4 separate regions of the Homo sapiens genome follow, and regions 1, 2 and 3 are each linked to region 4. The links are chromatin contacts, found by Hi-C in ENCODE. All regions are on one chromosome and are shown on one strand. Each heading gives the region's core, a stretch centred on a gene start or an enhancer-like site at or near the end of the contact. The rest is flanking DNA. Distances are from core to core; before and after follow the strand shown.

Evidence for each region. A loop is a pair of places that touch in the nucleus more often than their neighbours do. Pooled maps may share reads with other maps.
Region 1: a loop to region 4 is called in a pooled map, with 5 times the contacts of the local background. The contact joins two enhancer-like sites. A Hi-C loop is called at or near these places in 2 of 37 single-sample maps with no recorded cell type and 5 of 50 pooled maps.
Region 2: a loop to region 4 is called in a pooled map, with 7 times the contacts of the local background. The contact joins the promoter of CAST here to the enhancer-like site in region 4. A Hi-C loop is called at or near these places in 2 of 168 maps with a recorded cell type or tissue (B cell and naive thymus-derived CD4-positive, alpha-beta T cell), 1 of 37 single-sample maps with no recorded cell type and 7 of 50 pooled maps.
Region 3: a map of CD4-positive, alpha-beta memory T cell shows a loop between it and region 4 (8-fold over the local background). The contact joins the promoter of LNPEP here to the enhancer-like site in region 4. A Hi-C loop is called at or near these places in 2 of 168 maps with a recorded cell type or tissue (CD4-positive, alpha-beta memory T cell and naive thymus-derived CD4-positive, alpha-beta T cell), 5 of 37 single-sample maps with no recorded cell type and 10 of 50 pooled maps.

What each region holds. Positions count from the first base shown.
Region 1 is chr5:96,895,565-96,898,604 of GRCh38, forward strand. It overlaps ERAP2 (endoplasmic reticulum aminopeptidase 2), which reads left to right. Exons shown (of 19, transcript NM_022350.5): 8 at 809-940; 9 at 1,168-1,299. It also overlaps a transcript of ERAP1 not described here. Among named protein-coding and RNA genes, the nearest start is that of ERAP2, 21 kb to the left of the region's middle. RefSeq lists an enhancer at 1,562-1,621. Within about 2 kb of position 1,472, at least 8 of the 41 ENCODE cell types and tissues checked have a DNase peak (open chromatin) inside an H3K27ac peak, as active enhancers do.
Region 2 is chr5:96,661,126-96,663,825 of GRCh38, forward strand. It overlaps CAST (calpastatin), which reads left to right and starts at 1,251. Exons shown (of 32, transcript NM_001750.7): 1 at 1,251-1,372. The coding sequence starts at 1,298. RefSeq lists an enhancer at 904-1,405 and silencers at 968-1,557, 1,748-2,027.
Region 3 is chr5:96,934,721-96,937,808 of GRCh38, forward strand. LNPEP (leucyl and cystinyl aminopeptidase) reads left to right here and starts at 1,360. Exons shown (of 18, transcript NM_005575.3): 1 at 1,360-1,454. The coding sequence starts at 1,436. LOC124901030 reads right to left here and starts at 1,355. Exons shown (of 1, transcript XM_047417984.1): 1 at 1-1,355. The coding sequence starts at 1,355. The coding sequence ends at 651. It also overlaps a transcript of ERAP1 not described here. RefSeq lists silencers at 44-163, 604-673, 1,614-1,683, 1,814-1,893 and enhancers at 274-413, 714-1,023.
Region 4 is chr5:99,025,883-99,028,987 of GRCh38, forward strand. No RefSeq gene overlaps it. Among named protein-coding and RNA genes, the nearest start is that of CHD1, 98 kb to the left of the region's middle. Within about 2 kb of position 1,534, at least 5 of the 41 ENCODE cell types and tissues checked have a DNase peak (open chromatin) inside an H3K27ac peak, as active enhancers do; they include B cell, where a contact is called at or near this core.

The DNA of each region.
Region 1 (3,040 bases), core at 222-2,721, 2.1 Mb before region 4:
CAAAGTCTGTAAAGAGAGAAGGCAAACTAATACAAATGTAGAACTGTGTATGTGGGTTGAGAGGAAAGAACATCACTGTTTGTATACATCTGCACAGGAATGCTCATGGCTACTAGGTACTATAGAGAGTTCTCGGCATGTAACCTGAAATCAACATCATTGGGGGTGTACTTTTCTAGAATTTCCAAAGGGTCTGCTGGCTTCCCCAAAATGTGTGAAGGGATTTCTTCAGGTACGTCTTTTTTAAAAACGAATATAGTGGTCTGAACACTACACAAATTTGCATATCAAGGTGGTTAGTAATGGTTAATTAGGTCTTTGGGATATATATTTAGTCCAGTACACTATAGACAGACATGGATTCAAAGTTAGGCTCTTCTTGTTACTGTGTATGTACTGAATTTGTGGCTTAATGCCAAAGCTTTATATATTCTTATTTGTAAAATGCATATACCATATCTCCCTTGCAGAGGTGTTGACAGGATTGCAGATGATAGGTCTAGGCACGTAACAAGTATTCACTAAATGGAAACCATTATTTTATTTCTGTATTCAAGGGCTGGTACATGATAAACATTCAGGCAATGTCTGAAGGAATATTGGATTTGTATCTTTTTAAAGTAGAGAAACTTTAAAAAGATGTATTCCCCTTTGGCCAAAGGGGAATACATACAAGAAAAGAAACATCTCCCAAGAAATATCGATTGAAATCTTACCTCTAAGAACATCTTACTAAACCTACTATGTTTTCTATTGCTTTTACAGTGTCAAATAGAAACTAAAACTAAACATTTTTCTCCCTGTTTAGGATGACTATTTTTTGAATGTGTGTTTTGAAGTAATTACAAAAGATTCATTGAATTCATCCCGCCCTATCTCCAAACCAGCGGAAACCCCGACTCAAATACAGGAAATGTTTGATGAAGTTTCCTATAACAAGGTAGTAAATATCAGGTGCAGGTGGAAGCTCTGCTTTCAGAAGTGTAATAATGACTATAGAATCAGCAGTTTAAGTCACTGGTGCCAGTTCCTGCTACTTGTTTCACTTTTTATTTGTTCACTTTTCAGACATCACACATGTTCCGTAAAATTTAAGCTTCCTTTAAAAACATACCATACTACCATTTTCTTTATCTCTTTTTTCAACTCTTTTGTTTTTTTTTAAAGGGAGCTTGTATTTTGAATATGCTCAAGGATTTTCTGGGTGAGGAGAAATTCCAGAAAGGAATAATTCAGTACTTAAAGAAGTTCAGCTATAGAAATGCTAAGAATGATGACTTGTGGAGCAGTCTGTCAAATGTAAGTCATATGTTGGGTAACGATAGACTGTTATTTAATCTAGAAAGTAACAGAATAATTGTGAATGTTTATAAATAGCTATATATTGTCAGTCAACCATATTTATTCTGCTTGCTATGTTGTCATGGTCTATAGAAGGCAGCACTTCCCTTTTTCCTCTAACACCACACTAGGATGTCACGCTGGGGTGGCCCCAGGGGCTCACTATTTGACCTGACTTTCTTTGGTTTCTCTTCTACGACTAATCCTACACTTTTATGTTCCCTTGATCTAAAATCTTTAAAATGTTGTAATTTCTACCATATAACACCTAATCTCTGGCAAATTTTAAGGTTGTCAACTGTATTCCCCAATGTGTATATATTTGTTGAGCAAAACTAATCTTCTCTCTTATAAGAAGAAATCTTGCTCAATCTCTAGATCATTGTGCCTATATTTCTAGTGCCTTTACTAGCTGAAATGCCCTTTCTTCTTTCCAACAATTCAAATGCCACCCAACTTTTAAGATCCAGCTGAGATTTCACCTCCTCCTTACAGACTGTTCCAGCCCTCATTCGTTTGCCTGTCTGCTAAATTCTTAGCAGTGCACTTATAATCTGTTCCACATAATAGTACCCTCTTTTATTGTTTTTATTAGTTCAATAATGATAATGTGCTTAAGAACAAAAATTGTGTCTATTCTTTTTTTAATGTGATAGCACCTAGCATATGTTGATCTTATAATAGTGATTAATAAGCAGTTAATGATTGATTAAAGAACTTATGGTCTGTCTTTGGGATTCATGTAGATAATAGGAAAGGCAAAGCAGAAAAATTCAGTTAATTCAGATGATTCTAATAATTATTAAAATATTTTAAAATTTCCAACTGCAAAGAAAATAATTTTTTATAGAACCATTAGACCCAGAGAACTCATACCTGTAATTAGAAGAACCCTAAGTCATTGTAGACAGAAGAGATCCTTTCTTTTTTACAAGCACTTGTGTCCCAGGGACAGTAATAATATTGTTTAATATTTCTGCAGCAGTTTACAGTTTAAAGACACTTTCATGGCCGGGTACAATGGCTCACGCCTGTAATCCCAAGACTTTGGGACACCAAGGTGGGTAGATCACTTCAGGTCAGGAGTTTGAGACCAGCCTGGCCAATTCGTGGAACCCCGTCTGTACTAGAAATACAAACATTAGCTTGGCATGGTGGTGCTTGCCTGTAATCCCAGCTATTCGTGAGGCTAAGGCAGGAGAATCACTTGAACCCAGGAGCTGGAGGTTGCAGTGAGCCGAGATTGCACCACTGCACTCCAGCCTGGGTGACAGAGTGAGACTCTGTCTCAATAATAATAATAATAACAATAATTAATAATAAATAAAAAATCAAAGTTAAAGAATAAAAAGCACTTTCATGTTGATTATCTCATTTGATATTTTTGTGCCCTTATAAAGCACACTTATGGTCCAACTGATGTGTGATTTTGTGGTTAAAGAAACAAAATCCAACAATCAAAAATTATTTCACAGCTCCTATTTTTTACTTGCATTTCTTGAAAATCCTGAGACATATTCAAATACATAGTTTTTACTTACAAAAATACTTATAGGCCTGGTGCGGTGGCTCATGCTTGTAATCCCATCACTTTGGGAGACCGAGGTGGGCAAATTGCCTGAGGTCAGTCTGGCCAACATGGTGAAAACCCATCTCTACTAAAATACAAAAAAAAAAAAAAAAAAAATTAGCCAGGTCT
Region 2 (2,700 bases), core at 1-2,500, 2.4 Mb before region 4:
CCTTCTGGCCGGCTGTAGTGGCTCACGCCTGTAATCCTAGCACTTTGGGAGGCAGCACTGGGCAGATCACTTGAGGTCAGGTGTTGTTCGAGACCAGTCTGACCAACGTGGTGAAACCCCGTCTCTACCATTAAAAAAAAAAAAAAAAAAAAAAAGCTGGGTGTGACAACGCGCCTGTAGTCCCAAGTACTTAGGAGACTGAGGCAGGAGAATCGCTTGAACCTGGGAGGCGGAGATTGCAGCGAGCAGAGATCGCGCCACTGCACTCCAGACAGAGCGAAACTGCCTCTCCAGAAAAAAAAAAAAAAAAAAAAAAAAGGCTCTGCCTTCTCTCTCTTCAACTGTCTAAACCCCAACGCTGCAGAAAGCGGTGACCCCAAGTCCCAGAATGATGATGCTACTGCAGGGTAACAAACAGGTTTTCTGTCAGGCCTGATTGTGAACCAGCAGCAACTGCAGGCTGACAGTTTCTCACATAAGCACGTAGGGCTTGTTAAATTTCACTTCCAGCCCCAAACCAGGAAGCGCTGTTTAAGATGAGCCCAAGAAGAAAGCAATCTAGCTTCAGAAACAAAACTCGCCAGACTCTAGAAAGACTATAAGGGTTTAAATTTGGGACTGTTCTCCGTTTTGCATTGGAACCTATGTTCTCCTCCCCATAAAAGTTTATTAAAATTCGAAACTGCCAAAAAACAAAGTAAAATCATATAAAACATACACAGGCGCGTGCACGCACGCACACACACACAGACCAATTTGTTTTTGTGATCCGCTTCCTTATCTAGACTGTCCAGGCTTGGGCCAGATTTGAGTTGGTAAACTCTCGCAGCTAAAGCGGAGCAGAATGTAGAAAGAGTATCTACTTCTCCGGATTGTTGGGAGGAGGGTCGAAGCGTAGACTGGCCACGCCCGGGTCCCGCTCTCTCGTTGCACAACTGCAAGCTAGATCTGGGCATCGAAGGAGGAACGCTGCAACCTCCAACCCCTTCTTTCTGACCAACCGGGACCAGAGCAGTGCTGGGGCCGGGGCGGGTCACCGGGTGAGGACCGGGGCGGAGGGTGTTAAGTTACAGGGCAGGAGCCCGGGTCCCTCCGCGGGCAGGAAGGGGAGGGCCCATCGGGGCTAGGGGAACCCCGGCGCAGACCTGGGGTGGGGTCGGAAAAGCTGTTTCATCGCCCGCTCCCGGGCCCTCCGCTCCCTCCCTCCCTCCCTCTCTCCCTGGCAGGACTCCCCGCCAGGCCTCCCCGCCACTCTCCGCGGCGCATTCCGGGAGGCAGCGGCCGCAGCGGCCTCGCCATGTCCCAGCCCGGCCAGAAGCCCGCCGCCTCCCCGCGGCCCCGGCGAGCAGCCGCCGCCCGCCGCACCCATGAGGTGAGTGGCGCTCCTGTCGGCGTCGCGGGGCTGGGCGATGGGGTACCGGGTCCCGGAGCTGTGGCCGCCCTCCCTGGGCGTTGCCAGGCTGGCGGGTCTGCAGTCCCCGGCGCCCCCGCGGGGCAGGGAGAGGGCTAGGGGCTTGGCCGCTGCCAGGCAGGTGGCTGCAGGTGGCTTCGGTTCCCCGGCCGGGTCCAGTGCGCTGGGCGTGGCGTTGGCCGGGTAGAGTGGAGGGGGGGACGCGTCAAGAAAAGTTGGCTGGTAAGACGTGGGTGAATGAGGATGAGGATGAACGGGGAATGAGGTTCACTCAGGACCCCCGAGTGAGTGGGGTGGTTTCACTGGACAGCGGGATGTAGTCTTCCGCGCTAAGGCCGGGCCGCAGGGCGTGGCTGCCTGGAGACGCAGAGCCTCTTCCCTAACCAGCCTCGAGCCAAATTGGGCGGGCGAGGAGGGGCGGGGCCTGCGCCGGGCCCCACCCCCAGGGTTCTGCCCACCTGGCAGCCGCCTTGGGATGTGCGGAGCTCAGTGCCAGCCCGGTCCCGGCCAAGCGGAGTGTGAGCCCGGCGCCTCCAACGCAACACCCCGCGCCCTCGCCGGCTCCCCCGCCGTGCGGATCGGAGCCAGCCGGTTGTTGCCATGGCATTCGCCAGCTGGTGGTACAAGACGGTAAATAGGAGCGGTTGTGCCTGGGCAGGACCCGGAAGGGAGTGTGTTGGAAGGGAGTGTGTTTGCTTTGCCCTTCTGGGCGTGCGGATGAAGCGTTGTCCGGGGTTTGGCGGGGAAGGGGTGCGGACCGGGTGCGACCTCCTCGCAGACCTTCAGGTTAGGCTCGGGGAGAGGCAGGGGACTCACCCTCTTGTGGTATGTATGAGCGCGCCCGAGCGTGCGCGGCGCATGCACCTCTCTCGCCCCGATGTCAAGCACTATGCTCTGCTGGCGCTCACAAGTGGGATGGAACTGGAATTGTTGCTGGAGGAATTCTGTCTAGGAGGTGGATTCCTGAATGCACTAGGACGCAGCTCGCAAGAGCTTTGATCTAGAGTTCTTTTTTAACCCCTAAGTAAAGTTCAAAACTTTTAGAGGGCGATTGTTGGACGTACATTCGCCGACGCAAAGGAGAGGCAGCTGCAATGTGAGGCAAGGAGAAAATCCCAAACATCAAGGGGCAGAAGCAACTGAGATCTGAGACCAAGACCCTTGGAGAGAGCGGTGGAGGGGTGGAGGAAAGAAAGCGAGAAAGTGAGAGAGGGAGGGAGAGAGAGACAGCGCGCACAAAAGCGAGCTTCTCTGCACTTTATTACTTTGGATGAGGGACAAGAACATTC
Region 3 (3,088 bases), core at 110-2,609, 2.1 Mb before region 4:
AGCAGGCTGTTTGCGCTTGCCGCGGCTTGTTTGTCCCTGGCGCCCCGCTGTTGAAAGCCTCAGAGCGTGTGACAGTTGGCAGGCGCAGTGAGGCGCAGCCCGAGCCAAGTCAATGCAGGGGCCGGGGCTGAGGGAGGGGAAGAGGCAGAGGAGGCGGTGATGGCGCGCTGGGAGGGCGGCGGCCTCTGCAGCGAGGGTGGTGGCGATGCGCATACCGAGAGGATAAGGAAGCGGTTCCCGACGAGCCTCCTCGGGGCTTATGGGGCCCCTGGCGGTTCGGCCTCGGAGGCTAGCGGGGCTGCCCGATTTGGCACTGGAAACAATGGTGGCTCGGGGCTGGAGGCAATGGCGCGAGTGCTGGGGGGCAGGGGCGACTAGGGGAGTTTCGGTTTCTCGGGCCTAGCGCCGCGGAGCCTTGCTGCGGGCCCCAGTGGTAGCACCCCCGGGAACCGCAGGTGTTGATTTAAGGCTCGGAACAGGCGGGCCTTCTGCCCACATCCTGCGGCGCCCGCGACCCGGGCCGGGCGATCCGGCGCCGGGTTTTGTTATCCGCCCGCACCTAGAGGCCGCAAGGCAGCCGCCAGCCCCGGGACTGGACCCCAGGGCGCCCTCGGCCCTGCGAGGTCCCCGCCCTCTCTTCCGTCTCCTCCTCACCGCCCTCCTGAGGCACTCTGATGCGGGCGGGCATCTCTGCCGAAAACACCTACAGCGCCCGCTCCCTCGGTCCTTCGAGCAGTGATCCCTCCGCGGCCAACCTCCCCAGGGAAACCAGCGATTCGCGGTTCAGATAGCGACCTTCGCCCGCAGGTTCCTGCTCTGCCTTCAGACTTCGGCTTCAGTGGCACCTGCTCAGCGAGGCCTCGTCTAACCAAGCCATCCGAATTAACTACCCACTCACTCGCCATCACATCACCCCGATTTAATTCGCAGCGGGGCACTGACTTTACACTCGTGTGTCTTCTGTGTTTATTTATGGTCTGTTTCTGGAATGTCCGCTCCTGGGACTGGGACCATGATTTTCTGGCGCAGTGCGGGTGTCTCGGCGTCCGGGATCGGGCGGGTCGCAGTAGGGCTCCACATTTGTTGAGTGACTGAACACCGTTCCCGGCCGGGGAGAGCGCCGCAGCCGGGTCCACTTCAGGTAGGGGCTGGGCTTTCCCGGCCCCGCCTAGGCCCCGCCCCCAGCGCGAACCCGCTCCCACCTCGCCTGTCCACGGAGCAGCAGGGGGTTTGACTGTGCTTTTCCCTCTTGCTTCCCTCGCTCTTTCTGCAGCTGCCACGAAAACCCGGAACGGCGGAGCGGCGCCGCCCCTCGCGGCACCTCCCTGGCAGCCCTTGGAGGCCGCGCTGGGCATGCTCAGTCAGCTGGGCCGCCTCAGCTCTCGGAGTAGGAAGCTCGGGCGCTCCGGCTGTAAGGAGCCGCGGCGGGGGGAAAATGGAGCCCTTCACCAATGGTGAGTGGGCTGCCGAGGCGCCGGGACCCGGGCTCTCCGGAGCCCTGAGGGTCGTGGGCAGTCGTGACACGCGGGGTCGGGCTGCAGCCGTCTCCCCCAACACCGCGGGCTTCCCACGAGGGCTGAGGGAGGCAGGGAGAGGGGATCTGGGGGAGGCAGGGAGGTTCGGGGGGCGGGCGGCGGCCAGTGCGGGACCCGGGGCTGGCTTGAAGGTCAGCGCCGCCGCCGCTCGCCCGGGGTGCGGCCGGTGGGCAAACAGCAAAGTTTGGGCTGCTGTGCGCAGAGGAGTGGGCAGTGGGAAAGTTGGCAGCTCAGGTTTGCCCCCGGAGGAGGCGGTGTCGGCCCGACTCTCCTGTAGGAGCGTTAAGTTGTGGCAGCTGCCGAGCCCAACTTTTGTGGGGCGCCAGGAGCTGTCCCCCTGCCCTTCAGTGAGCTGCCGGCGTGACTTTTCCTAATAGGGCGGGGTGGGGGTGGGAGGCTTGGCAGGTTAATGTTGTGGAAGGAAGGGAAACTTCAGGAAAGGCTTGCTCACCTCGCTCGGTGCCGCGGAGGTGCCTGGCCACAGTGCCACCCTCCTGACCCTGCCGAGGTACTCGGCAGGGCCACCACGCATCCCCTCACTGGCTGCAGATCACATCAGTTTTTCAGTCAAAGACTTGTTAATGTCAAGGGTCCGTCACGGTGGTGATACCACTGTGTGACAGGAAGCGAGAGTCAACGCAGGGAGCCTGCACCCTGCAAACAGCCACAGCCCTTCACTGAACGGGGAGCATAAATCCCACCCTAGTTAGAACCATGGCTTTTGTGCGGACCAGAAGTGCCAGAGCCACAATATAGGGGTGAGATGTCTTACCGTTTTGCGGTGTTGAGTGTGTGGATTCCCTTTTAAGATAGAAAGTAGGAAAACTGCCAGTAAGGGAGACGACTCACTAAAAGAGGATTCAGTCTCTGGTTGACATGTTTTGCTGAGTGTGGTTGGTTACTTCAGGTACAGTATCACATTAATAGGGGCCACAGTCTATATCCCTGTTTAGTTTGTTAGTTACCACTCAAGAGCAGACAGATATTGTCCACTTTATCCCAAATCCCAGCCAGACTTTGTTGTATGCTGTGCTTCATTCATGGGGCTGTGAACTACTGATTATATTCTCCCTATTCCTAATGTAGAATGCTTTATTCTACTGCCATCTTTCTGTCTGCACTGTTTAATTAGGCTTACTGATAACAACTTTAATTCTGAATTTTCTTTCTCATTCAGGTTCTATTTGTAATTACTAAGACTTAAAGAATAGTCTGGTGAAGTTACTCGAAGAATTAAGGAAGGTTTGAGCTAAAATGAACTAGAGACCATCTAGTACTTTAGTGTAAAATATGTTTAATACAAGTCGTTAAGTCCTTGTAAGTGACTATTCCAATGTTCATTCTTTGTTTTTGGAAGAATGCTTGGAGTTACCATGTTTTTAAATGTGAAATTTCATCTAAATTAAAAAAAAAATCTCTGTGATGAGGCTGACTCACCCATTTGGTCAAGATTAGTGCTAGCTGATTTGCTGAACCTTTGCCTACAGAATTAAAGTACTTTCTCAAGTTTTAAAATTGGTGTCTTTTCTCTTATAGAATATGCTTCTAGATTG
Region 4 (3,105 bases), core at 284-2,783:
ATCCTTCCACCTCAGCCTCCCGAGTAGCTGGGACCACAGGCTTATGCCACCACTCTTGGCTAATTTTTAAAATTGTTACAGAGATGGGGTCTTATCATGTTGTCCAGGCTGGTCTTAAACTCCTGAACTCAGGTGATCCTCTCCCCTTGGCCTCCCAAAGTGCTGGAATTATAAGTGTGAGCCACTGCACCCATCCTGCTATCTTATTTATTTATTTATTTTGAGACAGAGTCTTCCTTTGTTACCCAGGCTGCAGGGCAGTGGCGCAATCTCGGCTCTCTGAAACCTCCTCCTCCCGGGTTCAAGCGATTCTTGTGCCACAGCCTCCCAAGTAGCTGTGATTACAAGTGCCTGCCACCATACTTGACTAATTTTTGTATTTTTATTAGAGATGGGATTTCACCATCTTGGCCAGGTTGTTTTCGTACTCCTGACCTCAAGCGATCTGCCTTCTGTGGCCACCCAAAGTGTTGGGATTACAGGTGTGAGCCACAGTGCCCAGCCCCATCCTATCTTTTAAATTATAGGCAAAATACATTTAAAGTGCATATCAAATGCAGCCCTGAGAGGGACAGAATATTCCAGAAGAGCCAGAGATGGCCTAAACTAACTGAAGGAGATACTACTCAGTATACATTGCATTGGTGAAAAGAGCTGAAGAGATGGAAGAATTTGTCACTGTGTATAATAAAAGACTTATTTTAGCGTAAACTGGTAGCCATAGGCTACAGAGCTAAAACTGTTCTAACAAGTTGCATTTTGTTGACCTTTCAAAATAAAATGCCCAGAGTACCCATCTTAATTCACTGTATCATACAAATGATTCTTGATTCATATATTGCAGTGTTGGAACAGGTTACTTTTAACAAAGCCTCCCAAGTCTGTGATTTGTAGAGTGCATAATTTTCTTCTAAGGTGATTAGAGCACTTTTTAGACATTGCCTAAGATAAGTCTTTGTACCAGTTTAAAAAGTCAGCAGTACTATAATTATAGTTTTCCAGGTGTGAAATATGAAGATTAAGCTATTGGGCCTGGGTCAGTGGCCCACACCTGTAATCCCAGCACGTTGGGAGGCTGACGGGGGCAGATCACTTGAGTGCAGGAGTTTGAGACCAGCCTGGCCAACATGGTGAAAACCTGTCTCCACTAAAAATACAAAAATTAGCTGGGCATGGTGGCACATGCCTGTAGTCCCAGCTACTTGGGACTTGAGAGGCTGAGACAGGAAAATTGCTTCACCCAGGAGGTGGAGGTTGAAGTGAGCCAAGATCCTGCCACTGCACTCCAGCCTGGGTGACAGAGCGAGACTCTGTCTCAAAAAAAAAAAAAAAAAACAAAAAAAAAACAAAAATGAAACAAAAAACAAAAACAAAAAAACAGTTTAGGCTATTGAAGCCTGAGTATGGATTATTTTAGCTTCCAGATTGCAATAAGCATCGTGTAAAGATGAAGATCTCCAAATACAGAGAATGCAAGCAGTGTGCCTGACTTTGCTTAGAAAGTGCTGACAGGAGCGAGGAGTTTCACTAGCATTTCCTGTCTCAGAAACAAGTTCTCCATTTGATATTCAATGACAGTAAAACAGGGATCAGAAACTGTTACTGTTTGTTCAAAAGCAGAAGCTAGAATCATTTCAAAGAAAGACAGTGCAAAATTAAAACTGAAACTCCACTTCTACCTCTCTGTAGAAGCAGTGGAGTGTATCTCCTAGGGGCTTCTACTCCCTTGCTGCCAGTGAAATTTATTAACCACAGAAGTGTCTTTCACTTATGTCCTAAATGAAGGTAGATCTTACTGTTTTTGATACTAACCAAGTCATCTTCTGGGTACCAAAAATAGTTTTTGTGGCTTTATGAAAAGTCTGGCCTTTCCACAGCATGTGTATCCATTGACCTCACTTCTGAGAGCTTTAGACTAATTTGGTAATTAGACTAATTTGCACCATTAATTAAAATGCTCTATGAAATAACCCAAATCCCAATGCAAAGAAGAGAACAGCATGGTATACAGATGTTTGTTTTTTTAAATTTAAAAACATTTTATAATCTTCTTGCATTCCAGAATCAGATTTTAAAAAATTAACCATCCCTAAAAAAACTCACAAAAACCACTTTTATCAGGAGGTTCTATTCATTCTTCATGACTGTGGTGGACCATCCATTATTTTAATACACTATCAAATTTCAAAGTTGGTGACAAAACAAGAAATAAAAATGGAGGGAATTCTTATGGCTTCATGGGTATTTAGTTAGGGAGTGTAATGTGGGGAAGCTGTCACACAGGAGGCAAAAAACTGCAAAGAGACTAAATATGTAAGGTATTTTTATAGCTTCCTCAGCCATTTTCTTTACCTAAAATGCCCTTTTCTTATTTCTTTTTTTAGACAGAGTCTCACTCTGTCACCCAGGCTAGAGTGCAGTGGCACGATCTTGGCTCATTGCAACCTCTGCCACCGGGGTTCAAGATTCTTGTGCCTCAGTCTTCCGAGTAGCTGGGACCACAGGTGCACGCCACCATGCATGACTAATTTTTTTGTATTGTTAGTAGCGATAGGATTTTGCCATGTTGACCAGGCTAGTCTCGAACTCCTGACCTCAGGTGATCTGCCTGCTTCAACCTCCCAAAGTGCTGGGATTACAGGCATGAGCCACTGCACCTGGTCCTCCTTTTCTTATTTCTAAGTGATATTCTCATTCATCAAGGCTCAATTCAAAAATTACTTCCTGTCAGAAATTCTTCTGTCTCTATCCTCAAACCTCACATTTGCTGCTTTCTTACTTTTGTTTCTGTAGTCATTTCTTAACAGATCATATGATTGATTTTTAGTTTTGTAGTTTTATCCTCTAATAGACTCTAAATTCCTTGAGAATATGAATCATTCATCCTTGCAATTCTTACAATATACATATTGTCTAGTATACAGTAGATAATTAAAGTTTGTTACAGGGTACCAATTTGGAATAAGGAGTTAGTAGCTGAAAATGACCTAAAATGCTCTCTACTTTCAAGTTATAAACCCACACATTCTTCTGTTTCTCTGTATATGTCTGTCACTGCTTAGCTGATACATGATCTAACACCCTATTAAGCCGTCTTCAAATGTC